5 separate regions of the Homo sapiens genome follow, and regions 1, 2, 3 and 4 are each linked to region 5. The links are chromatin loops, found by intact Hi-C in ENCODE. Cell type or tissue: IMR-90. All regions are shown on one strand. Each heading gives the region's core, and the rest is flanking DNA. Links, peaks and the distances in the headings are about the cores only. Region 1 has its middle 180 kb from the start of MIR548G. Region 2 has its middle 170 kb from the start of TTC29. Region 3 has its middle 26 kb from the start of MIR548G. Region 4 has its middle 17 kb from the start of MIR548G. Region 5 holds the start of EDNRA (endothelin receptor type A).

Region 1 (6,257 bases), core at 452-5,451, 320 kb after region 5:
ATCTATGTATTCAGCAAGTATGTGAGCCCAAGTATGTATTAATGCCCAAGGCACTGCGAGTGGCTTGTGCATCTCCTCGGAAAGAAAAGAGCTTCAAATATATATTTAACTTTGATAAAAAATGGACTTCCACAAAGAAGGGTTCTTTAGGATCACATTTTCCAGGTTTGTTCTTTCTGAGGACCAGAATTTCGACTTTAATAGTCAGGAAGGTTCTACTGCATTGAGGTATCAATATGTCACAATCCCTGAAGGGATGCTTGAACTAAGCATTTTATGAACATAGCAAAACCTCATGACTTAGCCAAGGCTGGGTAAAGAGTAGGCACTCAATACTTATTTATGAAATTTATAAATAAATGAATGATTGATAATCAACACTGTACATTGGTAGTTATATGTATATATGTACACACACAATAAAACAAATGACAAGGAATGTGTGCATGTGCTGTACAGTCTTGCTGTGATTTCCAATTCCTTCTCCCTGTGGAATTAGTCTGGAGTGTGACCAAGAGAGTATATGTGATCCTGATCTGGTTTGAATTCCTCTTCATGCATGGGTCCAAGTTCCTGCTGGATAAGCTCCAAAAGGACAAGCATTATGTTTGTTTTGTCCACTGATGTATTCCAAGTATCTACAACAGTGCCTGGCACACAGTAGATACTCAGTAAATATTCACTGAGTAAATGAATGAGCACTCATCATCTTTACATGTGTGCCAGACTGTTGTCTTCCCATGCTGTCTACTGGACTGTTGTTCTCATATGTCAGAGCCCTTTTGGGTAAGTGGGTAACATTACTTCTTCCAGTCTTTATCATTGTTTTGCTAGAGTTGTCTGCTCCTTCAAATCTGCTCTGAACAAAGCCTGCTTCCTGCTTGACTTGACAACATGAGAATGTCTATTGCTGCATTTTTTGCCTCTTTCTGATTGTAGAGCTGTGACTACATTTCTGCATTTATTGCCGGCCATAATGTGGTTAAAAAAGAGGCATTTGAAACTCTCTTCAACTGCATGTTTTCAATGTGGACAGTGTGCAGGGACCTATGAAGAACGGCAGCTATAGGTTTTGACCAACGGTTGGAGGTTGTGAGGGTTAAATAGGCTTCTTATTTCCCATTGGTAGACAACTCCTTAAAAGGAGCACTCATGGCTGAGGAAGAATCTATTTAGGTGTGAGCTGAAAGGTAAAACCTTAAAGGTTGGGTACACTTTCCTACCTCATTGATTTTGCTCTCTAAAAACGGTATCACTTTGATTTTTTAAAGCTGGGGAGCTTTTTAGAAAATACAGTTTTTCAGGTACTGCACCCATTCATTTGTTCTGAGGTGTAGCCCAGGAATCTGGATGTTTATTCCCAGGTTATCACGATGAGAGAGAGGTTGTTGTTATGGAGAGGGAGTCTGGTAGGGAAAAGAATTCAGAGAGAAAGAAGATATCTACTGTATCAAGTGAAAACCCACTGTCTTTTGCAAGAATGCTCCTATGAAATGTTTCTGAGTTCCAGCATGTTATATCTCTATACTTAGGGATGTTATATCTCTGTGCTTAGGTTTATTGGAAAGACAGGTGAGGCTATGCCCTGTTCATTGCACAAGTGGACCTCTTTGTTATTCAAAGTCCAGATCCATCTGAATTTTCCTCTCTGCTCTCTTCTGGGATATCATTCTGCTGACAACAGCATGAGATTTTAAGTCGCAATGTTTATTCATAAGGAATTAGACTTGAAATAAGCTAAGCAATAAAATTTTTTTAAACCTCTAAAGCTCTATAGGCATCTTTTGTATTATTATTACTACTAAGAAAAACAGTATTATTGCTGAATCTTGTGGGTGCTTTGAGGCATGCAGTAAGCCAAGCTGGACATGGTAAGTAGGAAGGCCCAGGTGTGGTTGGTGGACTCACCTCTGGTGAGCGCTCTGTGAAATCAATTGAGTTGGCTTATGCTCTCTAGCCCCAGGAGGATACACTTTTCACATTGTATCCTTTGGCAGTTTAAAAATGTGTGTTCCAGGATTATTACTTTAAAAATTTTTGCCTGTGATCCTACACCCTAACAAATATGTTGTTTTTCTAGCAGATTTCTTTCTTTATTCTTATACATATATGCACATATTTTATACAGTTTTATTTATGTTATGGATACAATTTTCTCAATTTTTTTAACCAAACATTTTTCTTGTTTTTTCTAATCTTCACAATTTTAATCGTAATAACTACATATTATTTGGTATTTTTATTTGATTATTGTACAATTATTAGATAGGTTGTTTCCAAATTTTTCTGTGATGAATAAACCTAGGATTAATATGATATCTTCATGCCAACACCTCCTCCAACAATTTGAGTTTTTATCTTTGGCCAAACACTCAAATGTGAGATTATAGTCGCAAAAGATAGAAACATTTTCCAGGCTCCTGAAAACTATTAGAAAAACCTCTGCGCTTGATTTTCTCATCCTTATGATGAGGTTATAATAGTATGTTAAGTGATTAGAACAATGCATTCAATACATATTGGTGGCCACAGCTGCCACCACTACCACTGTATTACTACTACAATATTATTTGTATTATCATTTTGGGGAAGATCAGCTTTATTCTTATGAATAAAAACAAACATCTTAATACAATTTTGATAATCAGAATGCTCATATAGGGTTTTTTTTTTTTTTTTTGGTTTCTCTTTGTCTTTTTAAATTGATTTGAAGGCTGTTTGGTTTTTGTCCTTCCTCAATACCAGCTTTCGTCTTAAAATAATTGTCTTCTTAATTTCCTCCTTTTCCTTACTTTTTCCTCATGATGCCATTTCCATATAGGAAAGTAAACTATGCGTCTCTTATATTTATATATAATATTCTTACATTGTATTTGGTGGTAATAAAGGTAAATTGAAGAGGAAAAGGTGCTAGGAAAAGAAACACCATTGTCTGTCTCAGACTCAAGCTTAGCATCTATTCGGGTGGGGTGTAAAAATCTGACCTCTGGTGGTTCTGACCTGTAGCTGCAGGTCAGACTTAACCAAGTCTGAAATGGAGCACAGAAAAATGTATCCTCTGGCAGTGGCTGAACTGGTACAGGGCTGATTGATTGTTAAAGTTCTTTTGTACTGGTTGTGATGATCATTCCTTATGCCAGTTAAGACACTCTTGCTTTCTTCCTTACCAAGGAATTATCTTATAATTCAGTTCCTCAGAATGAAGGGCTTTAAATAAGTGTACCAAGCATCACAGTCTCCAAAAAATATTTTCTTAAAACTACTAACCACTACCATCATCGCCACAACCACCACCTGTTGAATTTTATCTAGAAATTTCAGAGAGGAAAAATGGATTCTAAACATGAGCAAAAGGGAACATCAGAGGGATTAAAATTCTATTTTTTTTTGGTCTTCAGAACTTCTTTAAATGGAGATATACCTTATCTCCTGATCAAATATTTTCAAAATTTTTACCTCCCAGGATTTAGGTTTTCTTAAAAAGTAAACTTAAAAGTCTCAAAAATAATTGTCAGATCTCATCAGATATCCGTATTTATTTATTGATCATGTAATTAAAAGGGAATAATATAAATGAAGGAAATAAAATTAGGTCTAAGAGGCTACAGGGAGTTTACGAGAAACACATGGAATATTTTTGTTTTTAATGGTTGTTTAAAATGATATGGGAAGGGTGTCCCTTTGCCTAAGCTTGAGAATAAATATTTATATTAAATTTTTATTATTTTGACTCTATAAAAACCTGTTTTCAAGGTGATTGAATTAATAGCACACAACTAAAAGTTAATTTGGTATTGTGCGTTTACATGTGTTTGTGTACAAAAGCTAGTTGAAAAGTGGAAGGATTTAGTTAATCATAGCTATGTGTTTGGTTCACATGAAATTATAGACTGTGAGACAGTTGGCATTGAAAATAAGTTTATTATTTCTAGATAGATGACACATTCTCCTTTGGTCCCACTATAAGTAGGGGCTGGTGTCTATGTTATTGTCTCTAGTCAAGAAGGGGATTATTAGTGACATGTCCTTTGCAAATTGGTTCATCAATCGTCCCCAGAATTTATACTATTGACCTTGACTTCAAATAAACAAGATTAATACTTTTCTGTAAAATAAGGTTGAGATTTGAATGTGTTTCTCGATCTCTTCCAAACCAAATCTTAGACTGACTAATGTTTAAAAGCTTACTAATGAGCCCTGTCATTTCAATATATTCTAATTATATATTATTGCTATGAATTATTTTTGAATTTGTATATATGTTGCAAAAAAGTTCAGAAATGCCAAAATATATAAATAGGACAATAATATATATATATATTTTGAGACGGAGGCTTGCTCTGTTGCCCAGCCTGGAGTGCAGTGGCGCGATCTCGGCTCACTGCAAGCTCCACCTCCCGGGTTCACGCCATTCTCCCGCCTTAGCCTCCCAAGTAGCTGGGACTACAGGCGCCCACCAACACGCCCGGCTAATTTTTTTGTATTGTTAGTAGAGACGGGGTTTCACCGTGTTAGCCAGGATAGATTTGATCTCCTGACCTCGTGATCCACCTGCCTCAGCCTCCCAAAGTGCTGGGATTACAGGCATGAGCCACCGCGCCCGGCCTAATATTTTATTTTTAAAATATGTTGACATTATAATTTATTTTAAATGGCCCATAGTTTTCTTATTTGAGCAGAATTAGTTAGCAAAAATAAATAACTAATATTTATTGTGTGATAATTCTGTGTGAGACAGTTTTTAGTTTTCATATGTAGTACCTAATGTAATGTTCCAACAATCTCATAAAGTACTATTATCCCTAATTTTGCAGGCGAGAAAATCTACAGAAAGTTTGCCCAACATGATACAGTAAGTGGCTACATGAGGAGGTGAACCCAGGTTACGTGACTACAAAGCCTGTCTTATAAGCAATGCAAATTTAAAATGGTAAAATCTACGTGTGGACCGATCATGAGCCATACCTCAAAACACACAATCCAGACATATGAAACTGCTTAATTAAAATCAGTTATAATAACTGGAAAACATTCTCTACCATCAATGAATTTTACTAGTATAAAATGTATTTAAAACAAATCAGAAATCTATGTATATTTTGATAATATGAAGTCATCATTTTTTTCATACTTTAGTTTATCCTGGGAATTTTGAGCAACCAGAAATTGGTTTAGAGAAGGAATTTCTTCTTTACTTAAATCCTATTCTAGTTCCAATCTTTTCAATTCACTGAACTTAAAAATAATTGCTATCCATATTTTCTCACTAGCAATAATTGCAGTTCTGGAAATGTATTAAGTGGTTTTATTATTTTCTAAATCCTGCTTGCATTTCTTTTTCCCAGTTGAATCCACACCCAAAGCCGTATCTTCACCCCACCACAAACTATTAGCTTTAGAAAGGAAAAGAAAAACCACAACAAAACAGTGTGTGTGTACCAAAGACTTATATGTGCATAAGCAAAAGCAAACAATAGCATTAGCAGGAACTCGTGGACATTCCAGGGAAGGGGAGGAATTAGGCGGGGGAGCGCGCTTCGTTCCCTCTGATCTGATGCACAGACAGACACGGACACGGTTATCCCCTAGGGTCTGGAGGGCTGTCAGGGAGCCCTGGCTCAGTCTTGCTGAGTGACAGGCCCAGGGAGCCCCGACTCCCCGCTGACCCCGCTCGGCGCCTGCCTCAGGACGGCCGGGAGCTGCCGGGAGGGGCCGCGGTGCCTCCTGACAGCCAGACGCCAGGCACAGCTCTGGGGCAGAGGGACGCAGCTCAGGGGGCCCTCTGAGAAGGAAGGGGGCGTCGCTTCAGGGAGAGAGGGAACGCGGCGCTTCACGGGGCTCAGTTTGTGCAGTGCCAGAGTGGCGGATGAGGCAAAGATGATACTAGGAATGCAGCTGCTGCCCTCTGAGGATACAAACTCGCCCCTGATTGGCAATAGAGCAGAGAAGAGCCTTGTTTTCTAACTAAAATCTGTAACTCCTGGTCTCAAGCAGGGCATCAAGCCATTCTACCCAGGCAGTAACTAGGGTTACTTAATTGAAACAGCAAATACTGACTTGAGGCTAAGGTGTGCCATCTACTGTTCTAGATACTGGGAATATGGAGCTCTCAGAAAGCTGACAGTTTATAGAACTGGGTCTTTTATATCTTATCCTCTTCCCACCGCCCAATTAGCATGGGACCTGATGCGTGTAATAGATACTTGGTCATGTTCATTGATTGAATGAGAGCAGTGAAAGGTGCCAGGGCAGAGGGG
Region 2 (6,257 bases), core at 780-5,779, 370 kb after region 5:
GTCTACGGTCTTCACAATTTGGTATGTTTTTGCAGTGGCTGGTACTGGTTGTTCTTTCCATGTTTAGTGTTTCCTTCAGGAGCTGTTGTAAGGCAGGCCTGGTGGTGACAAAATCTCTCAGCATTTGCTTGTCTGTAAAGGATTTTATTTCTCCTTCACTTATGAAGCTTAGTTTGGCTGAATATGAAATTCTGGGTTGAAAATTCTTTTCTTTAAGAATGTTGAATATTGGCCCCCACTCTCTTCTGGCTTGTAGGGTTTCTGCCGAGAGATCAGCTGTTAGTCTGATGGGCTTCCCTTTGTGGGTAACCCGACCTTTCTCTCTGGCTGCCCTTAACATTTTTTCCTTCATTCCAACCTTGGCAAATCTGATGATTATGTGTCTTGGGGTTGCTTTTCTTGAGGAGTATCTTTGTGATGTTCTCTGTATTTCCTGAATTTGAATGTTGGCCTGCCTTGCTATGTTGGGGAAGTTCTAGATAATATCCTGCAGAGTGTTTTCCAACTTGGTTCCATTCTCCCCGTCACTTTCAGGCACACCAATCCGACATAGATTTGGTCTTTTCACATAGTCCCATATTTCTTGGAGGCTTTGTTTGTTTCCTTTTACTCTTTTTTCTCTAAACTTGTCTTCTCACTTTATTTCATTAATTTGATCTTCAATCACTGTTACCTTTTCTTCCACTTGATCGAATCTGCTATTGAAGCTTGTGCAGGCATCATGAAGTTCTTGTGCTATGGTTTTCAGCTCCATTAGGTCATTTAAGGTCTTCTCTATACTGTTTATTTTAGTCAGCCATTCATCTAACCTTTTTTTCAAGGTTTTTAGCTTCCTTGCAATGGGTTAGAACATGCTCCTTTAGCTCAGAGAAGTTTGTTATTACTGACTTTCTGAAGCCTACTTGTGTCAACTCATCAAAGTCATTCTCCATCTAGCTTTGTTCTGTAGCTGGCGAGGAGCTGTGATCCTTTGGAGGAGAAGAGGCACTCTGGTTTTTAGAATTTTCAGCTTTTCTGTTCTGGTTTCTCCCCATCTTTGCAGTTTTATCTACCTTTGGTCTTTGATGTTGGTGACCTACAGATGGAGTCTTGGTATAGATGTCCTTTTTGTTGATGTTAATGCTATTCCTTTCTGTTTGTTAGTTTTTCTTCTAACAGTCAGATCCCTCAGCTGCAGGTCTGTTGGAGTTTGCTGGAGGTCTGCTCCAGACCCTGTTTGCCTGGGTATCACCAATGGAGGCTGAAGAACAGCAAATGTTGCAGAACAGTAAATATTGCTGCCTGATCCTTCCTCTGGAAGCTTCATCCCAGAGGGTCACCCGCCTATATGAGGTGTCTGTCGGCCCCTACTGGGAGGTGTCTCCCAGTTATGCTACACAGGGGTCGGGGATCCACTTGAGGAGGCAGTCTGTCTGTTCTCAGAGATCAAACACCGTGCTGGGAGAACCACTGCTCTTTTCAGAGCTGTCAGGGAGGTTTAAGTCTGCAGAAGTCTACTGCCTTTTGTTCAGCTATGCCCTACCCACAGAGGTGGAGTCTATAGAGGCAGTAGGCCTTGCTGAACTGCGGTGGGCTCCACCCTGTTCAAGCTTCCTGGCTGCTTCGTTCACCTACTCAAACCTCAGCAATGGCAGATGTCCCTCCCCCAGCCAGGCTGCCGCCTCACAGTTCAATCTCAGACTGCTGTGCTAGCAGTGAGCAAGGCTCCGTGGGTGTGGGACCCACTGAGCCAGGAACGGGAGAGAATCTCCTTGTCTGCTGGTTGCTAAGACCTTGGGAAAAGTGTAGTATTTGGGTGAAATTGTCCTGTTTTTCCAAGTACAGTCTGTCATGGCTTCCCTTGGCTAGGAAAGGGAAATCCCCAGATCCCTTGCACTTCCCGGGTGAGGCGACACCCCACCCTGCTTTGGCTCACCCTCTATGGGATGCACCCACTGTCCAACCAGTCCCAATAAGATGAACCAGGTATCTCAGTTGGAAATGCAGAAATCACCCATCTTCTATGTTGATCACGCTGGGAGCTGCAGACCAAAGCTGTTCCTATTTGGCCACCTTGGAAAGGAGGTGAATCCTGACATTCTTTTGGAAATGTTCTGAAATGATTTCTTTTTCTTCATCTTAGATATAGAATTGGTGGGGGGGGGGCGGGATATGAGCAAGAATGAAATAATGGGTACTGTGTTCCTGGCTTTAGAGAATTATCTTTAAATAAAAATACAACATGAAAGTCCTGATTTATTTTTATTTCTTTTATGTTTGAGATGAAGTTTTGCTCTTGTTGCCCAGGTTGGAGTGCAGTGGGGCAATCTCGGCTCACTGTAACCTCTGCCTTCCAGGTTCAAGCGATTTTCCTGCCTCAGCCTCCCGAGCAGCTGGGATTATAGATGCACACTATCACACCCGGATAATTTTTGTATTTTTGGTAGAGATGGGTTTTTACCGTATTGGCCAGGCTGGTCTTGAACTCCTGAACTCAGGTGGTGCACCTGCCTCGGCCTCCCAAAGTGCCAGGATTATAGGCGTGAGCCACTGCACCTGGCCAGAAAGTCCTGATTTAAATAATAAAGTTCAAGAGTGTGTCCTCTGCCATCCTCGATTTACTAGCTTGCTCTGCTTTAGTGTATCCATCTCTAAAATGGGAATATTATTACTTACAGTTATAAATAGCTGTAACAGAGCATACAGTAATGGTCCTTGAGCTTCTCAGTGTCAGAAGATTCATGTTTTAAACATTTTAAATTCTTCTGCTTATCTATAGCACTCAAGAACATAAAGTGCTTTGAAATAGTCCAATAAAAAGGCCAGGTTTTTTCCTGCTATAGATATGTGGGATGAGGTACATTCAAGTGGTAAATCAGTGACACCCAGTGGCTGCTGCTTTTATATTTAGTTTTTAAATTTTCAATTTAACTTTCTAAAGTTCTGTCCCAAAACAAATGAAAGAAGATGATGAGAGCATGGAAGTTATAGATGCCTTTAAAGAAAGAGTTTCTCAGCAGTGATATGATTTTCCTAGGACATGAGAGCTATTGAATAGCAATACCAAAAATAGAGAGAGTGCAGGACAGTGGAAAACGGTTCTGGGAATTTCCAGCCCCATCATTTGCATGCTATTAAAGAGTGTACTCAAGCTTTCCTGTCACTGTTGGATTTCCCAAGAAACATTCTCATCCTTGAAGTGGCATGTTAACTGCCCAAATCCAGCGAAATCCTTATGTGTTAGAGACAGTTGGGAACATTCACTGGATATTAGACTTCCTAGGTGTAAGCAAGACTTAACTGGAGGTTTAATCCATAGCCCGCACCAAAACTCCCCTCAGTCGTAATATGACTCGCTGTAACTGCCTCAAATCCCCACACACATGAAGTTGAGTAGATTAGCATAATAGAACATGCCGGGCTCAAATCCCAGCTTGCACACTCTGTGGTTGGAGTCTCTTAAGTCACTTAAACCTCTTGGAGCCCTCAGTTGTCCTTCTGTATAATAAAGAATAAAGGCGATAATACTTAACTCATGGGTTAATAAAAAAATATTAGGTTGGTGCAAAAGTAATTGCGTTTTTTTCTCTTCCTTTCTTCCTTTCTTCCTCTCTTCCTCCCTTACTCCCTTCCTTCCTTCTCTCTCTCTCTTTTTGATGGAGTTTCACTCTTGTTGCCCAGACTGGAGTGCAATGGCACCATCTCACTCACTGCAACCTCCACCTCTTGGGTTCAGGCAATTCTCCTGTCTCAGCCTCCAGAGTAGCTGGGATTACAGGCGCCTGCCACCATGCCCGGCTAATTTTTATATTTTTAGTAGAGACGGGGTTTCACCATGTTGGCCAGGCTGGTCTTGAACTCCTGACCTCAGGTGATGCACCTGCCTCAGCCTTCCAAAGTGCTAGGATTACAGGCGTGAGTTACCATGCTTGGCTTGCCATTATTTCAATGACAAACATCTCAGTAACTTTTGCACCAACCTAATAATACATGTAAAGTGGTGGTCATATTACAGGCACTCATCATTGTCCTGATTTGTATCAGCTGACATTCTCTGTTGACCTAGATGCACAATGGCTGCTGAGCAAAACCCTTCTCTGAAACTGGATGAGTCTATTGCACTTTTTAGGTGTTCTGTGATCTGACTCCTCTCTGAGGTAACAGCTTGGATGGAAATGTACTCATTGTCATTTTTTATAATTAGAGAGTGGGACTATTTTCCATATATGACTAGTGTTGCTAAAGTACTTAGGATTTTCTGGATGAAGGACTCTGGAGAAATACTGTATTTAAAAATTCTTAGCTAATAACTTACATTTTAAGGATTAGTATTTTTTCCACATAAAACATTAAAGAAGTTTTAATAGCACAGAGATATGCTAAGTAAGGCAATTAGGTAACAGAGTTTATTAAAAACTACACAAAGGGTACATTAAAACAAAAGGCTCTAGTGCTTAGTTGCTGCTCCTTTTAATTGCTAGATAAATATCTTCAATAACTAGGTTATTAAACTATATACATAGAAATATGGTAGTAATATTTTTAAAAGATGACCTTTTTCTACATTAGTTAAAAAAGTGGAATGGTTAAGATGCCAGGCCTTGCAGCTAGGTGGACTTGAACTTGAATCTTGGATTTTTCCACTTACTGGTTTACTTAGATTCTTTAAGCTTTAGTTTATATAAACAATATAAAATTATGTAGTTTTATGTCATCGATAGAAGGTTGGGAAGAGTGAAGGAGAGCAAGTATGGGAAATACTTAGTATCTGGCACACAGGAAGCACTCAATATGGAAAGTGGAAAAATAGGAACTGCATAGAACAGAGGCTCTTAACCTTATCTGATTCCAACCCTACATAACAAATATTTATTTATATATTTTTACTTGACAAAAATTGTGTATACCTATGGTATCTAGCATGATGTTTTGATAAATGTGCACATTGTGGAATGGCTAAATCAGGCTCTTTAACATATGCATGACATCACATATGTATTTTTTGTGGTAAGTGCTTGAAGTCTTCTTGCAATTTTCAAGTATACAATATATTGTTATTAACTATAGACACCATGATGTTCAATAGGTCTCTTGAACTCATTCCTCCTGTGTAACTGGAAATTTTGTGTCTGTTGACCAATGTTTCCCCAAATCCTTTCTCCCCCAACAAATAGTTTTATATTTTCTTTTCCCTTTACTATCTTAGAAAGAAATTTTAGAGCTAACACAAGATACTACATTATTTAAATTCGAGCACATTAGAGTGCTCTAATTATAACATAAAGGAGAAATAGAGGAAATTGGCAAATGGTGAAATCATAATATGCATTTCATGATAATTGGCAAATGGTGAACTAATAAGCATTTCAACATAATGCTTGGATACAAATGACACCAGAAGACAAAATACTTGTGCTTCCACAGTCATCCTGAGTATGGCAACTAGCCATGCAGAGCTATCCAGCTATGTGACTCAACAAAAAGTAGAACCTTGGTGACTTTTTCAAATAGGAAAAAACCCTTGGTAATATATCAAACAAGGCATAGTGATATTCCCTCACATATGTGGTAGGTGCATTACTGGGAATTTTATATTGGTTTATACAAACTAAATGTATCGTTTATATTTAAACCATACAGAAGCACCATTAGAGTTAAGGTTCTAAGCTAAAAAAGTTATAATCAGATTTTTTGGCCTACACAAACTTGGGATGGAATGATTTTTCATTGTGGGACTGTCTCCTTCATTACACCATGTTGATAATTCTGGACCCCCATCTACTAAATACCAATAGCCCCTACCCTCTAAATCTTAACCAAAAGTAACCCCACAGCTTTCCAAAAATACCTCCTAGTGGGATATGCTACTCTCTTTAGGAATCAATGGCCCAGAGAGGCATTGAATCTCAAAGCTGATTTTCTTAACTTCTTAAACAAGCCAAAGGTTTTGAAATCCAGGCTGTGGGGAGTGAGACTGAGGAATTCCTTTTTTTTTTTTTTTAACTTTTATTTTAAGTCCAGGGGTACATATTCAGGTTTGTTATGTAGGTAAACTCATGTCGTGGGGGTTTGTTGTACAGATTATTTCCCCATCCCAGTGTTAAGCCTAGTACCCATTACTTATCTTTCCTGGTCCTCTTCCTCCTCCGACCCTCCAACCTCTGGTAGGCCCGAGTGTCTGTTGTTTCCCTCTTTGTGTCCATGTGTTCTTGTCATTTAGCTCCCACTTATAAGTGAGAACATGCGGTATTTCATTTTCGGCTCCTGCATTAGTTTTC
Region 3 (6,257 bases), core at 651-5,650, 160 kb after region 5:
TTTGGGTTTCTCAGGGGATAATTTATAGATTTGATAAGGTATATAGAAGATTATCATGTAATATGAATGGAAAATGATTATAATAAAACAACTTACATGATATTATTTATATTTAAGTATATAGCTAATATTAAAACAAATATAAACATAGAAGATATTGTATGTTTACAATCTCTTTTGGCTCTAAAAATGTTCTTAATAAGCCAGGCATGGTGGCACATGTCTGTAGTCCCAGCTACTCAGGAGGCTGAGGTGGGAGGATCATTGGCGCCCAGGAGTTTGAGGCTGCAGTGAGCTATAATCACACTACTGCACTCCAGCCTGGGTGACAGAGTGAGACACTGTCTCAAAAAATAAAAAAAATTATTAACAGTAATAAATATTTGTCACCAAGCTTTGTATAAAGAATATGGAGAAGGAACAGCCAGAGAGAGGATAGAACAAAAGACAAAGGAGTGAGCATCAGTAGAGCCAAGAAAAAAAGAGTGTTTTAGGAAGAAAAGACTTTCAAACAGAACGTTTTTGTACAAGAAAGAGGAAGTTATCTACCAAGGAGGCTAGAAGGAGATGCAGATGAGGAAAATTCTGTTTACCTTTTGATGGGAAAAATTGAACATGCTTAGAAGTCAATGGCAAGGATCCGTTTGATGGAGGCAGGAAGGCGGGGATTGAGCACTAAAGAGAGAAAAGATATCATCAATAGTTCTTGAGATTGCTGATAAGGTGGATGGGCACAGCATTCAAAGCATAATGGAGGGATTGGCTTTATGCAATCCCAAAGTCAGTTCTGTCACTGTCACAGGAAGGAAGAAGGAGGATAATTGTGGAGATATTTGTATATTGGTAATGCATAATTATGGAATTGCTAAAAATGTTACTGAAATATGACAGACCATAGAATCTAAATTCGATAAGGAGAGATGTGAAGGGAGTTAAAAAGTAAAAAGGGCCGACAGATTGGAACAAAGTAGAATGGGCAATGAAGTTGTGGATAGCTCAAATGGCCATCTCAAGCAAACTAGAAGAGAGGTTATAGCCAGAGAGTGGGGTGCTTAAACTGGTGCTTTTGAAACAGGAACCCTTCCAGATGATGATAAGGTTCAAGGTGTAACCCAGGAAATATGAGGTAATGTGAGGCTTTGGAGAAAGTTACTGTAAGCAAGATGGTTAGGAAACTGAGACACTAAGTTTTTAGACTGACCATGTGGTTGTTGTGGTTCCCCAGAGAGATGACAATGGCTTGGAGAGAAAAAGTGGCAAAGTCTGATGGATGGAAGGGGGTGGATGAAAGATTTGAAGCCTAGAGGGACAAGGAGCAGGAGAAAGTTGTAGCTTCAAATGCCATGGCTCCCAATAGAACAGAGTATCTTACCAGAAAGAAGGACAGCAGCAGAGAAGAAGGAAGACAGCAACTTCACTTCCTTACTCTGATGTCCTTGGGTATGTAAAAACAAGCAGTCATTACTGCAGAAGTTTACACAGAAATTTATACCTTCAGGGGAGAGCAGGTATGGTAAGGAGTTTGGGGAAACACTTAGAGAAGATTGTAGACAGTTTGTTGATTTTGAAACAATAATTCTAGAGGACACAACAGGAAAGTTTGGGGGAGGGAAGCTCTGGGGAAGAACGTACAGATATTATGCACTGAGGGTATGTTGGAGCAGTTGCTTCTCAAATTATAATCTGTATCCAAATGAGCCTATTAAAATGCAGATTGTTATTCAGTGAGTCTGGGCTGAGGACTGAGGTCCTGCATTTCCAACAAGCTCCTAGGTGATGCTAGTGCTGTTGGTCCCAGGCCATAACTTGCTCAAGGGATTAGAGGACACAATTGTTTTATTTGGGGGAGGGGAATGGAAATATACTTTTTGTGTTGACTGATGAAAGTTAGGATAATACTAACTAATGTGTATCCAACTTAATATTAATAGTAATAAATAATATTAATTAATGTGTATATGCCAGAGGCTTTTTAAATGTACGTTACATATATTAACTCATAATCCTTTGAGGTAGGTACTGTTATTAGTGAAACTAATGCGCTTGCTCAAGGATGTACTGATAGTACAGGCAGAGGCAGGGTTTGAAACTAGGCAACACTGACCAGAGCTGACATGCTTTGCAATTCATGAGCAGCATAGAAGTTTAGTTTCAAGAGTCTAAATGAGGAGAGCAAGCACTGGGTCTGTTAGCCAAAGATTTAATCTCTTCTGGTAGGTACCTGAGAAATTTTTGAGTGTATGAATATAGTATTTCATTGTCATAACAATCCTATATGGGTTATAATCTCTTAGGTGGACATTTGCAAGAATTTTGCCCACTTTTCATTAACTTCCATTTCCATAAATATGTGAATATGGTTCTGAATTTAAATGATTAGCCATAACTATTCATATACTAGCTAAATGCAGTCATTTGCTTATAGGTTTTCCCAGATTAGACTTGTGTTTGGAAATAAGATGGTGGCAAAACACCTCAGTTCTCGTATATCCCACCATGTTACAGTTGGATAAACAATGACTCTTATCCATCATTTGGCCATCCCCAGCACCAGTTAGTGGGTGTATCCTTCTGTACTTGTAAAATCTTCCACGACCTTCTTGAAGAGCTTGGGGACACTCAGAAGGACTCCAGAAACTAAAATCATATTAACGCAGCTGGAACATAGTATCTCCATCCACATCTAGTTGGCAAGCTAATCACATTCTTTTGGCAAACTGATTACATTCTTTCCAGTTTAGCTTTCACTAGATTTCTTCCTAAGGGAATCTACAAAGAGAGTATGGGGTAGAAACAGGCTTTATCTTTCATGAAGAACAACCCTATTATTTTCTTTTTTTCGAGACATTCATTCATCTACAAAGGTGAACTTGCCTAAGGCTGAGGATTCAAATGGGGATTGAAACTCAGTACGGTGAAAGAGATCATCCCTTCATTCATACAATATTTAGCTAGACATTTTTTATTGTTGGTCTTATACCTAAAAGTAAAGGATTTGGAGGGGTTTCAAAGCTTATATTTTATTATTAAATAATCTGGTTTCAGGTCTCTGCCAGAAAATGTATAAATTAAAAAGCTAGTTGTCCAAGAATTGTTAAATAATAAAGCTATTGGTATCAGTATAAAGTTTTAGATCAGTCACATTCGTAAAATCAAATTCTGGAAAGAGTAAGTGAAGTGCAAGATGATTAGGTAGAAAATTCTCCTTTGGAAAGTGCTCTTGCCCTGAATCTAGTCACTTTCTGCCTGGAGTAGAATGTCAAACACCTCTCTGGGTTGTCTGCATGAATGGAAATGCTTAATGCAATAAAAAAGTTTTAAGAGAAATGAAATACTGTATATACATTTAGTCACCAATGATTTTATGTGAAGAGTATGCAATTGTGTTAACATCAAAACTCAGACTAATGTTTTTGTTTATTTAAAGGATAGCTTGATGACTTCTGTCTTATCTGGGCACCATTATCTTCTGCTTGGAAAAATCTACAGCCTTTTAACTCAGTTTTTAAAGTTCTGTATGATTTTGGTCCTGTAATAATATTGTGATTTTGATCAAAATCAGCATATGAGTTTGGTTGTATATCATGAACTTATTTCAAAAAGTACAAGTTTGACCAGAAGAATTGGTCCTTCTAGAGATAATTTCTATAAAAAAGCACAATTTAGAATATATTGGACCTTCAAATAGAAATGTCTTGTCAATTAATCAATAATATATGTGATGCATGCATCAGTGAAACAGCTACAGCCCACATCATATCATTTCATGGGTTAAATTATAAATACTGTCCCAGTATCTGGGATGCAGACCATGTTTTAAGCTACTGCCCTAAAGTATATGGCCCAATTTGGTGCATCGCTTTTAATTTATAGATTTTTTTTTAAGACTGAAGACATGCTTTGCTTATCTTAATTTCCCTGCATACACTAAGGAATAAAGCTGGTAACATATCTGATTTCATAGAAAAGTAATATGGACTAAATACCCAATGGTAGAGAAGCACACAGAAATTATATGGATATAATGCAGAAAAAAAGAAACTTAAAATTTTTTTTTCTCCTCTTAAATGTAAGTTAAGTCAGTAGGCTCAGATGTCCACTTCTTGGTTAAAATTCCTTGTTAAAGTTGCAGCCAGTCACCGTTGACTGCAATACCTCAATGCTTATTTCAGAGTTCCTGAAAGATCATTCCCTCCAAAAAAAAATCCACTGACAGACTGTAAGCACAAAAGGACAGTCTTTAGAATGTAACACATAGTTACAATAAATGAAGGACAGAAAGAAAAAAAATAAATGCAGCTAAAATATTTATCTAATTGTTCAGTCATGCATATTAAATGGATTCTTGATCAACTCTCATAAGTATTCTTTGAAACCTCATGCTTCAGTCAAAAAGAATATGTAATTCCTTGCTTTTTGCAATGGTAAAGTTATTGTTGAAAAGTTTCCTGCCAAGAGTGTTTTTTTTTTTTTAAAGAACTGTTCACATTTCTTTCCTTTTGCATTTGTTTAAGGTGGGGGGTGGGTGGATGAGGAGAAATAGAGATCATGTGTTGGATGAGTCTCAGCTTAACCTTGTTATATATATAAGGTGTAGGAGTCGAGTCTCCACTGCACTTCCTGCTATCAATGACCTGGAGGCATTTCTCTGTCTAGTTATCATCCCATAACAGGTACTCTCTTGCCAGGTCATTAAGATCCCCTGCAAGCCTCTGTGACAAGCTCTGCCTCTCAGGAACTCAAGATTAATACTTTAGGGAGAGTTTGGGAATTCCTTGTTATCAAATTGATCTGTGAGAATTTTTCTTACTGCTATCAGGAGTGCAGGATTGCTGTAGAGTGAAGCTAACAAACATACACATGGATACACATCTTCAACTCATCCTCTCTAGCCTTTCTCCTTCCTTTCTATCTTATTTACCTACATGGTTAATTAACTCTCTGGAAGATTAGTTTCTTTAAAGAAAAATACAGTTCATTTCAATATTAGACAAGGGCTGATACTGTGGTTTGGAGTAATATATCAATTTGATTTGGATAAAATTGGTGTTACCCTAAGGTGGTTTTCCTGTTAGATCTCTAGAAATCTTCTTAATTGACTGGCGTTATCTTTAAGTCAGGTATTTTCCTTTTCCATACCTCACCTTTATTATTGGAGATAGCCTTGACTGGGTAAAAGAGATCTTTAACAAAGCCACTTTACCTTTCTGGGATCAGCTACCGTCTCTGTATGATAAAAAATTTGGATAAATGATGGATGAAGTGATTCCAGCTGCCTGGGCTTCATAAACCATAAGCTGTGTTGTAAACACCACACTCCCATTTATTACGGGGTTTTTCAGCATGACAACATATAGGCTGGTCTTGCTCTTTAGCCCATATATCAGTCACAATATGCTAAAATAAATGTGTGACCTCTGAGATATATTTGTTAGTAAAGTTTACTAACTGTGCCTCAGGATTCTCTAACTTCTACTTAACATTGATATTGGTGTTTATGGTGAAAGACAGGAAGAAGGATGGATACCAAGAGGATGATTGTCACAAGTTCAGTAACACTGTTAGGTTAAAATTGTAATTATTTTTATGATAATCATCATCACACTTTAAGTGCCTATTTGCTTATGGCATTGTCCTGGTTAAAACAGATTGGTAGGGAGAGGCCAGGATCTAGATGACTTAGTCCGGATCTTGGGACTTCTATGCTAAACTGCGGGAAGGTTTGGTTCAGTGAAGGGAGTAGGGAGCATGCTACATCAATCAAAATGCAAAAGGTATTGGAGAGGGTCTAAGAAGAAAGAAGATTTTTTTTAAAGAATGGAACCTAAGGAGAATAGACTTATTCTGTGCATTGTGAAAAAAATATATATGTTGACAATGATATAGGAAATAACACTTACTTATAGATAGCAATTATAAACTGTCTCAGGTAATCATTATTAGTTTGGGACTTCCTCCACAAATGAGTCAAGAGGAAATATTAAAATCAAAGGTAATTATTCCAATAGCACTTCTGGATCCTTTGTCGTCTATTAAATAAATTGGAGGAAGCAAATGGGGCCCACTAGCCCTGTGAGAAGGGTGCAGTTATCCTACACTAGTAACAATGGACAGCAGCCTAGTGTGGGAAAGGCAGAGGGGAAATTCGTCACCTTTTGGAGATGAATTAACTCCTTTAGGCTCTAGGTGCCATTCAGTACATATATTTTGTACGAATTAGCACCTTTGGGTCCAAGTCTTAATGAAGGCCAAAAGGG
Region 4 (6,257 bases), core at 432-5,431, 120 kb after region 5:
TTCCCTCCAGTTTTAGACATTATCTATTGACTTCCCACATTGGAAGATGATGATTTCAGCTCTTTTCCTCCTCTTTCTGCACAACACACACACACGCACACACACACATACACACATACACTCACACACACACACACTCATCCCAAATACCTCACAATCCTTCTTCCTATTCCCCTGACCTCTTGTAACTTTGGTTAGACCAGTAGACAGGTTTATGTTATTATTACCTCTGTACCTTATTCACAGATGAACCATGCACATGTATATATTTTTTTCCTTCCCCACATAACTTTCTGTATTCCCTGGGGTTGTCTTATTTTAAATTTGCTTATTTATAATTGTACTTTTCACTGTTTGAGCCTGAAGACCTTCATCACTTTAGCAAATTTTTTTGAGCCCTTGAATATCTGAAAATAGCTGTATTTTGCTTTGACACTTGAATAATGGTGTGGCTGTTTATAGAAACTTAGATTGAAAATAATTTCCCTTCAGAATTTTGAAGGCATTACTCTATTAATTTCTAGTTTTCTGTTGTTTTTTGTATCTTTAGAAGTTATTTCACTTTCTGGTTCCTCTGCATACGATTTTCCCCCCTCTCTCTGGAACTGTGTTTGTTTTTCCCTTTACCCCTAGTGTTCTGAAATTTCTCAGTGATGTGCCTGGGTGTGACTCTGTTTCCATCCATCTTGACGTTCTGACCAATGTTCTTCAGTTCTAGGAAATTCTCTTAAATTTTTTAATTGATGATTTCCTCCCTCAATGTTTTTTGTCCTCTTTTTCATGAAACTTGCTTGTTCAGATATTATATTCTCGGTACTGGTCCTTCAAGTTTCTTTTCTTTTCTCTTGTATTTTTCATTTTTTTCTACTTTCATAGATTTCCACAATTTTCTTTGCCAATCTTTCGATTGAGTTTTCAATTTCTAACCAGGTCAGAAAACAGGTTCTTCAACTTATCTGGGAAAGAAGTTCAGAATCTTTTCTAACAGGAAGTGGACTAGTGGCTTCCTGAAGGAAATGTTTGAACCACAGTGTCCAGCTTTGAGGTGGGCACATAGCAGGTTCATGATAAAACACAAAGAGGGCACTGGCCACAAGAGCAGGGCAAAGGCAAAGTAAATATAATGAAACTAAAAGCAAAAGCATGTCTAGGAATAAGATTACCTAGAAGATAAATCTACCTGAGATACGCAACTGATTTCTTCTGGTTAATGTTTATATGGCATCCAGATCCTGAGGGTTGGTGGGGTGTGGGTCAACCCAAAAAGGGGATCAATGGCCCTGACTTTAAATAGAAGAGGCTGGCGGATCCTTAGGATGTTAAATTCTCTTACACAGACATGCCACTTCAGAATCAGGCATTGTGGATTAAAGGTCTGCACTGAAGCCCCTCCAGTTTCAGAGGCATTGGTGGATAAACCTTGACTTGAACATCTCTATTTTCCAAGTTGTTTTGAGTTTTTTTTTCACTTATTTCTGATAAAATACACTGGCACGCTGAAATCATAAAGTCTGTCTGCCAATAAAATGTCACAGGTCTGTAGACTCCAAGGAAGTAGCTAGGTAAATATTTACATACACAATTGAATTTTCTAAGTGTCCTGTGTCCCTGATCTTTGTGGATGCTGCAACTACTTGCTAACAGATAATTTAGTATGTTGCAGAGACGTGAAAACAGGCAGATGCTTAGTTCCTAAGAGGGAGCCTCGCTGCTGGGCTTCCTGCCAGTTATGTGCCTGATGGGTCATGTCTCAACCTCTGGATTTCAGTCCCATGTCTAGCTTTTATTTTTTCCCCCTGCTTTCTGAAAGCCTTAGGGATTTGGACTGCTTCCATTCCCTGGTTCTTTTCCTCCTACGACTGACTACTGAGTAAAATGCTGTCTTCCCATCTCCCTCTTTGCTTGCTGTCACCAAAAATGAGCACTTAGGCTCTTTTTATTTAAGGATTTTGTGGATGATCTCTTCTTGTCTTGGGAATCAGCCTGTCCAGCCAATTTGTGAAAAACTCAGTGGCTTACTTCTGGTTAGAAGATTAATAAGCGCATGTGGATTCATGTTTGCTAAGTGAACGAAAGTGTTTATAAAATTGACAATTGTTACATGATTCCTAAAGGTTTTTCCCAGAGGCTTCCTAGCAGTCATTTGTTACACCTTTTCTTAAAACCTCCTTGGCTTGAGCCCCTGAAAATCTGATTGTTACCCTGGTCCATGTCTTCCTGTCCTCTTGGGTTTGCTAGGAACACTTTCTCTAAAGCAGTGTTTTTCAAACTTGAGCCTGCAAAAGAATCACCTGGTGAGCTGGTAGAACCACAGATTCTTGGGCCCTACTCCAGAGATCCAGATTTAGAGGGTCTGAGATGATATCGATACAGTTGGGCCAAGGACCACACTTTGAATAGCACTAGGCTAGACCATGAAGAAGAGTGGCTGTCATGTTGGATAGACCTGGGCTCCTTCACCAAATGTTCTTTCTGAGCTATGGTTTGGGCCCAGTCTTCCCAAAGTCCACATGGTTTCAGTGGAGTCTGTTTGTGGTACAACTCTTCTCTCCAACAGTATAGCCAGACCTCCAATTCCCTTAGCCAAGAGGAAGGAAGGCAACTATTCCTTATGGAAGATATAATCTATGCAGGTGATGGGCTATGTACATTTATGTATTTACTTCATTGAATGGTCCAAACAACCTAATGGTATGGCTGATGTAATTTCATAGAGAAGTTCAGTAACTTAACCCAGTATCATCAAGCTGTTATTCATCAGGGAACCTAGGCTTTGTACTTATCACTGAAAAGTGCAGCTCTCCTGCCCCAGAGAGCACTTGCCTGATGTCAAACCTTTCTAAAAGGCTCACTTTCAGTTCTGGGAAACACTCCCAATGACAGCAATAGCTGATATGCCCGAAACCTAAGGAACAACTGAACTTTTCCTTATTCAGACAAAGAGCTCTGCTTTCCTCCCAGAGTCTCTATGACTCACAGTTGCCCTCTGCCCTCATGAAAGTGCTCTGTAGAATTGCAGATCAGCAATGTTGGAAATAGCTCATAACAAAAAGTAATTAGACAGTTTCTGCCAATGGAAGGATGTCATTTTCTAATAGGCCTAAAGAGAAATTAGGTCAGATCTCCAGAAAATCAGGAGAATGGTTTAATGAAATGTAACGTACTGTATTTCTTCCTTGCAATTCTTTAAAAAAATTTCCTTTATAGTAGATGACCCTTTAAGGGCAAATGTATATTTATATATCAAATATAAATGCATACAACTAGGATTCTTATTTTAATATAAGAGAATAATACACAAGTGTAAGAGATTATGGTAACTGTTTAAGGCTGGCATGGGTCATGATTGATTTTGGGCTTGTCCTTATCCTAATACAGTAAGCTTTAGGTTCTCATTTTCCAGGCGCTGAGTGTGGAGGTGTTGGGATTTCTATTACCCTGCTTCCTTAGCTGCCAGCAGGGCTGTGCTACTTTTGATTCAGGAAGGCATGTAATATTCTTTACAATATTCTCTGTTTCAACCATTGCAGGGAGCCTGAATAAAGATGCTATTTGATCCTCTTATTCTTCCTCATCCCTTCCAAATCCATTTTTTCCCACCTCCCCAGTGTCTTTGAATCATGTATAAGTTTCAGAAGATTCACATCATCATAAATTATTGGCACATCCTGAAGTAAAATAGGGCCCTGTTTCCACAGTCTGATGACCTGGGTCCTTCTATTCCTAGTTTTGCCATATATTTAGCTATGGGAACTTGGGAAAGTCACTTCTATTCACTGGCTCCTACTTTTATTTTCTATAAGATTAGGGTGTTTCATTAAATTTTTTAAGATTTAAAGTTCCATGAAATTAGAATTGCTATAAAGAAATTTAATCTTCATTTTGAATAAACCATCCATTCAAACTGTGACAACTTCCAGCTAAATGCCTGAAAGAATTTTTCTTAGACTGTCAGCAGCTCATGGACTCTTTAAACCTAACTTAAAAACAAACAACAAAAAAAACCTTTTATGTAATTAACTGAAGCCTTCTGGCCTGTCCCTTAATTGTTAAGTGTTTGGGCAGGATAATGGAATGATGGACAAATTGATTCTTATATTTTTCACTTACGAAACATTGCTTTTCACTCAGTGAAAACTTTGCCATTTGCCAGCGGTGAGAAAAAGATATCAGTGCTTTCAAGCAATTTCTTCAAATCAGAATTTAAAGTATCAGAGAGTCAGACCACAGTACAACTCAGTGACTCAGCAGTGCCTTTCAAAACTGCTTCCTACAGAGATTCTGCAGATGAAGGCAAATAGAGCTCTGAATGTGGGGTGGAGAAAATTGGGAAAAGCTGAAGAACCCAAGAAAACCACATGTCTGACTTCTATCTTTCCATGACATCATATAAGCTCTTAGGTCTTTTTCTTTTTCTAAGCCATTCCAAACTTGGACATTAAATAAACAATCACTATATGAAGCGGTGCTTCCAGGGCCTACATGAATATCACGGGAAGCTGGGGACATCCCTGATGCTGGGGTACCAGATAGTACTGCTATGAACTCCCTGCCTTCTGTTCCATCTCCCTATAACATCTATCCTGATCAGGGGCAGTGTGACTCAGCCCAAATGGAAAACCGTATACTATGTAGGTCAGTGTAATGCCCAAGAAGCTTTTGGGTATTCCCTTGTGTAGGTCTCCATATGTTTCCCAGCATCTCATTTAAATACAAGTGGCTGTCACAAGATCAAGCCAAGTCTTCTTTGCTTGAAGAGTGTGGCCTGAGGTCCGTCAGAGTCCCCACCTTGGTTCTAACCTAGCATTTCTGGGAGGAGACTGACACTCCACTTGACAAAGTCCAGGAGTGTGCTGATCAAGGATGCCAAAATGTGTTCAGGTGTCAGACTTTGCATGAGACCCAGGAGGCAGGGTCAGTGATCAGTGGACATTCGAACAGGGGGACTGGGTGTTACTTTAAGGAGAGCCAGAAATTCAAAGCAAAGTTAGTGAACTGATGGAGAAACACAACTCCAAGTCCATGGGCTGAAAGCAGAGAGGGAAACAGAAATTCAACAAACATCACTGCCAAAGAAAGAGCAGGGTAAGGCAAAGGCGATTCATCTTAAGGCTCCCTCTCACTTGGATTTTATTGACCCATCCATATATTGAGCAGCTCTAGGAAACTAAACCTCTGAGAGGATATTTTTAAAAAAGTGTTATGGGGATGATATGGTCAGACTTTGTGTTCCCACCCAAATCTCATCTTGAACTGTAGTTCCTATAATCCCCATGTGTTGGGGGAGGTAACCCGGTGGGAGATAATTGAATCGTGAGGGTGGTTACCCACATACTGTCCTTATGATAGTGAGTGAGTCTCACAAGATCTGATGGTTTTATAAGGGGCTTCCCCCTTTGCTCGTCACTTCTCTCTCCTGCCGCCATGTGAAAAAGGATGTGTTTGACTCCCTTTCTGTCATGATTGTAAGTTTCCTGAGGCCTCCCCAGCCATCCGGAACTGTAAGTCAATTAAACCTCTTTTCTTTATAAATTACCCAGGCTCAGGTATTTCTTCATAGCAGTATTAGAACAGACTAATACAGGAGACATAATTTATATGCTATACATGTCACTCATTTAATGTATATAATTCAATGCTTTTTATTATATGCACAGAATTTTGCACTATTGCTAAAATCTAAGTTTAGAATATTTCATCACTTAAAAAAGATACCTCATACCCATTAGCAGTCACTTCCTATTGTCCCCTATTCTTCCCACTTTCCACCCCCAGCCCTTGCCAACTACTAATCTACTTTTTTGCCTCTGTGGATTTACCTAGTCTGGACATTTCACATAAATAGAAATATACAACATATGGTCTCTCGTGACTGGCTTGTTGATAGGGTTGTTGAAAATCTATTTTCTTTCTTTTTTTTTTTTTTTATTGATCATTCTTGGGTGTTTCTCGCAGACGGGGATTTGGCAGGGTCATAGGACAATAGTGGAGGGAAGGTCAGCAGATAAACAAGTGAACAAAGGTCTCTGGTTTTCCTAGGCAGAGTGTTTGTGTCCCTGGGTACTTGAGATTAGGGAGTGGTGATGACTCTTAACGAGCATGCTGCCTTCAAGCATTTGTTTAACAAAGCACATCTTGCACTGCCCTTAATCCATTTAACCCTGAGTGGACACAGCACATGTTTCAGAGAGCACAGGGTTGGGGGTAAGGTCATAGATCAACAGGATCCCAAGGCAGAAGAATTTTTCTTAGTACAG
Region 5 (6,257 bases), core at 620-5,619:
CAAGTGGTCCTTCCTGTCCAGGAAGTCTAGGAGACCTTAATAAGGAATAATCAAAGATAATTAAAAATAGCTCATCCTATTTCAATATTTTATATATTTCCTTTTCTGTAGGCTTTTATGAATCTTCAAATGAAGACATAATCTGATTTATGCGGTGGTGTGTGTACGTGTCTGTGATGTATATACCCAGGTCATAATTTAATCTTAAAAAAATTGAGTCCTGGTTGGGTGTGGTGGCTCATGTCTATAATCTCAGCACTTTGGGAGGCCAAAGCAGGAGGATCACTTGAGCCCAGGAGTTTGAAACTAGCCTGGGCAACTTAGTGAGACCCTGTCTTTACAAAACATAAAAAAGATTAGACAGGCATGGTGGCGTGTGCCTGTAGTCTCAGCTACTTGGGAGGCTGAGATGGGAGAATCACTTGAGTCCAGGAGGTTAAGGCTGCAGGGAGCTATGATCGAGTCACTGCACTCCATCCTGAGCAGCAGAGTGAGACCCTGTCTCAAAAAAAAAAAAATTAAATAAATAAAAAGTAAAAAATAAAATTGAATCCTTTTTCTGAGTGTATTCAAGGTTGATGTTAACCACTTTTAGGAATTTTGACAATTATCTTGGGAAATCAGTAAAGCTTAGGTTTGGCCAATACGTGGATAAAATAAGATTTATTCAAGTTGCATAGAAAGTATAGGGTATATATAAAGTGCGAGTATTGGATACTTTTGCCTTCCCCAGAGATTTCCCCCTGAACTCTGAAATAATAATAGTATTTACATATAGTAACTTATTATATATGTATCTGTTATCTGCCTTGAGCTTTACGACTCTAGGTAGGCAGGAGCAATATCTCCATTTTACTTATAAGGAAACCAGAGTCTTGAAGAAGTATTTAGGTCAAGGTTTCAAAGCCAAGAAATGGCAGGACACATAATTTTGCTTATAGGACTTGACTCACTCTGATTAAATGGGAAAAATATCAATTTTTCAAGGCTAGAGGCAGGCCATGTATTTGTCAGCTCTGACTAGACTTAATTATAAACAGTTTGCAGTTTTTTCCTGCTTCTTATAATCTGGAGTGAGTATCTGGCCAAAAATTGATAGACCTATGAAATGACACCATTTCCATTCCAAAGGGAACACCAGGACTCCAAGAGAAAAGCTTCTTGTCATCCTCCTTTTTGGATCACAGATACAGGGGGGAGAAGAAATACTTTCATATCTTGTGCTGTTTCGTGACTAACGTCTTCCAGCTTCCCAAATGAAAGGGAACCTTCAATAACAGCTTTCTTAAAAATGAGAGAGAGAAGGCCTTTGCAGAAATGGAATGGCTCTCTGCCGGTTACAGTCGGCTGGGAACTGACCTGTGAACTGACCTGGCTACGGTGGGTACTGCTCTACTCATCAGAGGTCCTGTGGTGCTTTGAACGTTAGCATGCTGGTCTGCTTGGTTAGCTGATTATGCCAGGAGGTAAGGCCAACGCTGTGGGTTCTTAAGGCATGAGAGCCAGCTATCATTAAAACCCCCTTCCTTCCTCCTCCAACAATGACACCACTACAGAAATCATTTCTGATGACTTCTCTATCAGCTCTCCACACATGTTAAGCTGCAAAACTAAGGGATACTTGGCAAAGGCCTGTGGATGTCATATTATCATTGGCTGAAAAGTACAAAACCAAATGAAAGAAGCCCCTCAACTGCAGGTTCTTCCAAGGTGGGTCTGTAGCTCATTTCCAGGAATCTGAGTCAGGCTGTGCTTTGAATCATCACTCATAATCAGTCATAGCGCTAGTGAAGCATCTCAGGTTCAGACCTGAAGGACATGGTCTATAGATTCAGCATTCTTCCTGTTTGGAATCTGAGAGTTTGGGGAGTGCAAAAACTATTATTAAGAAAGAGGACTGAATCCTTACGCTTACACTTTAACCATTTAACATATGAGACTCTCAGGATCAAAGTTCACCTGTAATTGGTAATTTGGAAATTCAGACCTTATCAAAATGGCATGAGTTTAGAGCATTCAATTTACATGAAATGACTGCCAAGGTGTTTCTCAATTAGCTAACACATAGACAACTACAGGTGGAGGAAAAAACAAGTAAAAGTAGGAACTTTTTACAAGTTTTCTGAGGTTTTGCTCTCTGGTTAAGAAATGAGCAACTCTCCTTAGAGACAACGCCTGAGTTTAATATGCCTCCCACCCCCAACTCTATCAGGGGAAAGCCATTAGGATGATGTAAACAGAGGGTGATTATCTAGAAGCAGCCCTTGTTTTCTGCACGTGAGAAGCAACAAGTGTCCTTTAAAGGCGAGCACAGAACAAAACGCCCAGACCTCCACAGGCAGGTTTCCAAAACTAGCTACACAGGGGGTTTCCCCAAACACCTCAGTCCCTCACACCGAGTGCCCTTGGCTACCCTTGGCATACCCAGACCCAGATGTGGGGGAGGAAAAGCAAGCCAGTAAGAAAAGGCTGTGGAGCCAACTTCACAAGAAGGCGCTGGAGCAAGCCACAGAGCTTGGCGTTCCTCAAAGTTCTTGCATGCCTGGGGAAAAGGGGTCACCCAGGGAAAACTATTGGGCTTCCTCTTCCTAAAACTCCGAATCCTAAACCCTAACGTGGAGAGGTGAAGTTCCCCGAACTCTACACGTGTCCGCAGCGCACCCCTCACGGAAGGCGCCCGCCTCCCCGCGCGCCCTGGGGCAAGTGGGTGCCAGCCCCTGCTGCGACGGGTCGCCCAAGCTGCAGGGCGGTCGGGCCAGAACGTTCCCAGCTCTCGTCTTCTCCCGACCGAGGGGCCCAGGCAGCGTCTCCGCCATCCCCGCACCCGCCCCAGTCCCAGTCCCCGATAAGAAAGACTTGCACCGACCGTGGAGCTCGGCGTGCGCAGACAGCTGCCGGGTCCGCGCGGCGCCTGGGCCAGAGGAAGCCGGAGCCGGCGAGGGTGGGTGGCGCGGAGGGTGGCCGGTGTCCCGGGCTCCGGCGCGGCGGCGGCTTCGGCTGCACAGCTTCCCCGGCTTCAGAAAACCTCCTGGGCACTGCTTCTCCCGGGGAGGTCTCGCTGGGACCCCAATCCCCGGCGACGACCGGGTGGGATGGATGAAGCCTCTCCACCGCCTCTCCACAATCGTCAGACCAGCGGGATGACTGTACGCGCGCGCGAGGGCTCGCACGAAAAAGAAAACTCCGGAGGAACACGCCTCCAGTCTGTCCTCCCCGTCTCCTCCCAAAGCTCCAGACCTTCCACTCCACTCTGGGACCGCAAGAGCGTCCTAACCTTCCAGCTATCCTGGGACGCGGCCACTAAAAAGCACAAAGCTGCCGCCCCCTTCCAGGCCCTGAAGGGCAGGAGTCTTTTTTAACTATTTCCTTCCTGAAAGAAAAGGTGGGGGATGTGGAGGAGAGAGGGTAGAGTTTGACAGACAAGACTCAGAATTCCGAAAGGCCTTGCAGAGGAACCCATCCTCTTAGTGCAGGCAGATTTGATCTGTGACGGAACAACTGGACACAGAGCCAGGGCCCACGGGTGGTTTCTTCTCCGTCTTCCCTGCCGCCTTTGCTTGGCTTGCGTGCTCCCTCTTAAGCTTAGAGGCCGTTGAGGAGCCGAAGTGGACAGCAGTTTACTGGATCAGGTGGTTTGCTTCTATCTTGTCCCTTGTAGCCAGCATCCCACGGCTACAGACCTCCAGCCCAGGGCAAAGAAGGAGCCTCAGGAGAGACTATGGAAGGTTCCAGCGCGTGGCTCCGTGAAACCTCAAGAAATTCAAACAATGAAGAAGCCGACCTTACAGAAAGTGGGTCTCAACGTCTTTATCACGGCAGATACTTTATCCTAAATTGGGGGTGGGAGAGGAGATGAGGGACAAAGGCCACTGCCTGTGACATGTGAGTAAAAACTGGGGTCTCCTCAGGGAAGGCCTGCCTTGGAGTCCTTCAGTGCACTGCTAGAGTCAGCACATGGTAGAAGTGTGAGGTTGGAGCACTGGTCATGTTATATCCCATGCTGTTCCGGCTATCTGCTGCAGCTAAACAAATTACTATAAAACGTAGTGGCTTAAAATAACAACACTCATTTACTCTGCTTATCAGTCTGCAGTTTGGGCAGAGCCTGTCTGGGACAGCTCGTTTTTGCTCCATGTAGCAGGGGCTGGAGGATCCACTTCCAAGACAGTTCACTTGCTTGGTGTTGAGTGTTAGTTTTTCTCCACGTGCGTCTCTCCACAAAGACTTGTGGAGACTTGTGGTTTGGGCTTCCTCACAGCATGGTGGCGGGGATCCAAGAGTGAATGTCCCCAGAGACAGAAAGTGGAAGCTGCCAGTTTCTTAAGGGCTGGGCCCAGAAACTGGCACCGTGTCATTTCTGCTTGATTCTATTAGTCAAGCAGTCACAAATCCCAGATTGAAGGTGAGGGTATATAGAGCCCAACCCTTAGTGTGAGGAGTGTCAAAGAATTTAGGGACCATTTTGTAAAACCATCAAAGAGATCTACAGAAAACCACCATTGAAAGAGGCCTTAATAGTCATCTAGTAGGGTTAGACTAGATATTACCCTGTTCACTAATCTTACAGCTTCTCTAGGAGGGAGAATCAGCCAACCAGAATAACTAATAGCTTTTATAAGTGCCATTGTTTATATTAAAAAAAGGTGACCCTTTGGGCATGTGGCTTGGCAAGCTGACAATATTTTCGGGAAAGAAAAACTTACTGCTTCCTCCCAAAAGAGGCAGTTCACATCTTGGCCCGTGAAACATGTGCTGGATTTCAGCCCTTATTCACTCTGTGGCCAGACACACTTGGACAGTGCATCACCTGCATATCTGAATATGTCAATCTGTCCAGTCTTTGCTAGAACACATTCATCATGACCCACCTATTGAGACAGCTGATCTCACTGTGGTGTAGGACTAGTTACTAAAAATTCTTCCTTCACACCTATTAGGATAGCCATTATAGTAAAACAAAAGCAAAAACAGCAAAGAACAAGTGTTGGCAAGAATGTTGAGAAATTGGAACCCTTGTGCATTGCCAGTCTGAATGTAAAATATAGTGTAGCAGTTGTGGAAAACAGCATGGCAGCCCTCCAAAAATTAAACATAAAATTACCCTATGATCCAGCAATTCTACTTTTTGGTACTTACCTAAATAATTGAAAGCAGAGTCTCAAACAGATATTTGTACACCCATATTCATAGCAGCATTATTCAGAAAAGCCAAAAGGTGAAAACTAGCCAAAAGATGGAAACAATCCAAATATCCATCAGTGGAAGAATGGATAAACAAAATGTGGTATATACATGTATGTATATGTATATAAATACATGTACATAACACAGAACATTATTCAGCTTTAAAAAAGAATGATATATGCTACCACATGGATGAACGTTTAAGATATTATGTTAAGTGAAATAAGCCAGACATAAAAGGAAAGATAGATATTTTATTATCCCACTTAGATGAGGTACCTAGAATAGTTAAATTCATAGACACCGAAGGTAGAATAGTGATTACCAGGGGCTTGGAGGTGCCGAGGGGAGAATGGGGACTTACTGTTTCATACGTTTCAGAGATTTAGTTTGGGATGATGAAAAAGTTCCAGTGACGGATGGTGATGAGGGTTGCACAACAATGTGAATGTACTTAATGCCAATGAACTGTACACTTTGAAATGGTTAAAATGGTAAATTTATGTTATGTATCTTTTACCGTAATCAATTCTTCCTGACATCAAAATGAAATCTGCCTCTATACGTTACCTGTTGATCTGCCCTCTAAATTCATAAAATGAGTTTACTGTCTCTTTTAAGATCTTTAAACATAAGTAAGTGTATTTATGTGAATAATCAGCATAGACCTGCCTTTGTAAGAGAATAGGATTGCCTCATTCTAGATGAGAACAACATAAATGTTCTTTAGCTGTTGGAGATTTATATCCTCATTTTCTCAGCTTTACTTGGGGCAAATGACTTCAGGGGACTCGAACCAGTTTTTAGTCAAGTTAACTTTACCTCCAGTTACCTTTCTCCCCATAGATAATACTTTATATACTTGCCCCAACTCTATATTCCATGCTTTTTACTTTCAAAGAACATATAATTAATATATTTGACTAAGCTTTTCAACTTGACTTCCAAAGGTTATTTCTTTCCCCTGGAAAGTGGGTTGGATGCAGATTTGCAGGTTTTCTGGGTTTCGGGGAAACTATCCTGATCACACTTGACTTCTGGTTCAAGTAGCTCACTAAGTGGAGGATTACTGT

Evidence for each region. Peaks named below come from ENCODE experiments on the same cell type or tissue, not always from the same donor. Only the 100,000 strongest peaks of a DNase experiment are listed, where the experiment ranks them.
Region 1: a loop joins it to region 5, with 5 times the contacts of the local background. A loop is called at or near these places in 9 of 110 quality-filtered maps.
Region 2: a loop joins it to region 5, with 4 times the contacts of the local background. A loop is called at or near these places in 3 of 110 quality-filtered maps.
Region 3: it touches region 5 in a loop (2.1-fold over the local background); 5 of 110 quality-filtered maps call a loop at or near these places.
Region 4: it touches region 5 in a loop (1.9-fold over the local background); 9 of 110 quality-filtered maps call a loop at or near these places.

What each region holds. Positions count from the first base shown.
Region 1 is chr4:147,157,833-147,164,089 of GRCh38, reverse strand. No RefSeq gene overlaps it. Among named protein-coding and RNA genes, the nearest start is that of MIR548G, 180 kb to the left of the region's middle. In IMR-90, for the core only: a CTCF peak has its summit at 2,991 (motif pointing left); a DNase peak (open chromatin) is centred at 2,979; H3K4me3 peaks cover 156 bases; H3K27ac peaks cover 2 bases.
Region 2 is chr4:147,107,762-147,114,018 of GRCh38, reverse strand. No RefSeq gene overlaps it. Among named protein-coding and RNA genes, the nearest start is that of TTC29, 170 kb to the right of the region's middle. In IMR-90, for the core only: a CTCF peak has its summit at 2,849 (motif pointing left); a DNase peak (open chromatin) is centred at 5,428.
Region 3 is chr4:147,315,235-147,321,491 of GRCh38, reverse strand. No RefSeq gene overlaps it. Among named protein-coding and RNA genes, the nearest start is that of MIR548G, 26 kb to the left of the region's middle. In IMR-90, for the core only: no CTCF peak of the experiment used is centred there; a DNase peak (open chromatin) is centred at 2,711; H3K27ac peaks cover 200 bases.
Region 4 is chr4:147,358,558-147,364,814 of GRCh38, reverse strand. No RefSeq gene overlaps it. Among named protein-coding and RNA genes, the nearest start is that of MIR548G, 17 kb to the right of the region's middle. In IMR-90, for the core only: no CTCF peak of the experiment used is centred there; DNase peaks (open chromatin) are centred at 1,714, 2,954 and 4,304; H3K27ac peaks cover 2,438 bases.
Region 5 is chr4:147,477,986-147,484,242 of GRCh38, reverse strand. EDNRA (endothelin receptor type A) reads right to left here and starts at 3,146. Exons shown (of 8, transcript NM_001957.4): 1 at 2,867-3,146. RefSeq lists enhancers at 2,247-2,326, 2,357-2,456. In IMR-90, for the core only: no CTCF peak of the experiment used is centred there; a DNase peak (open chromatin) is centred at 3,182; H3K4me3 peaks cover 2,525 bases; H3K27ac peaks cover 1,672 bases.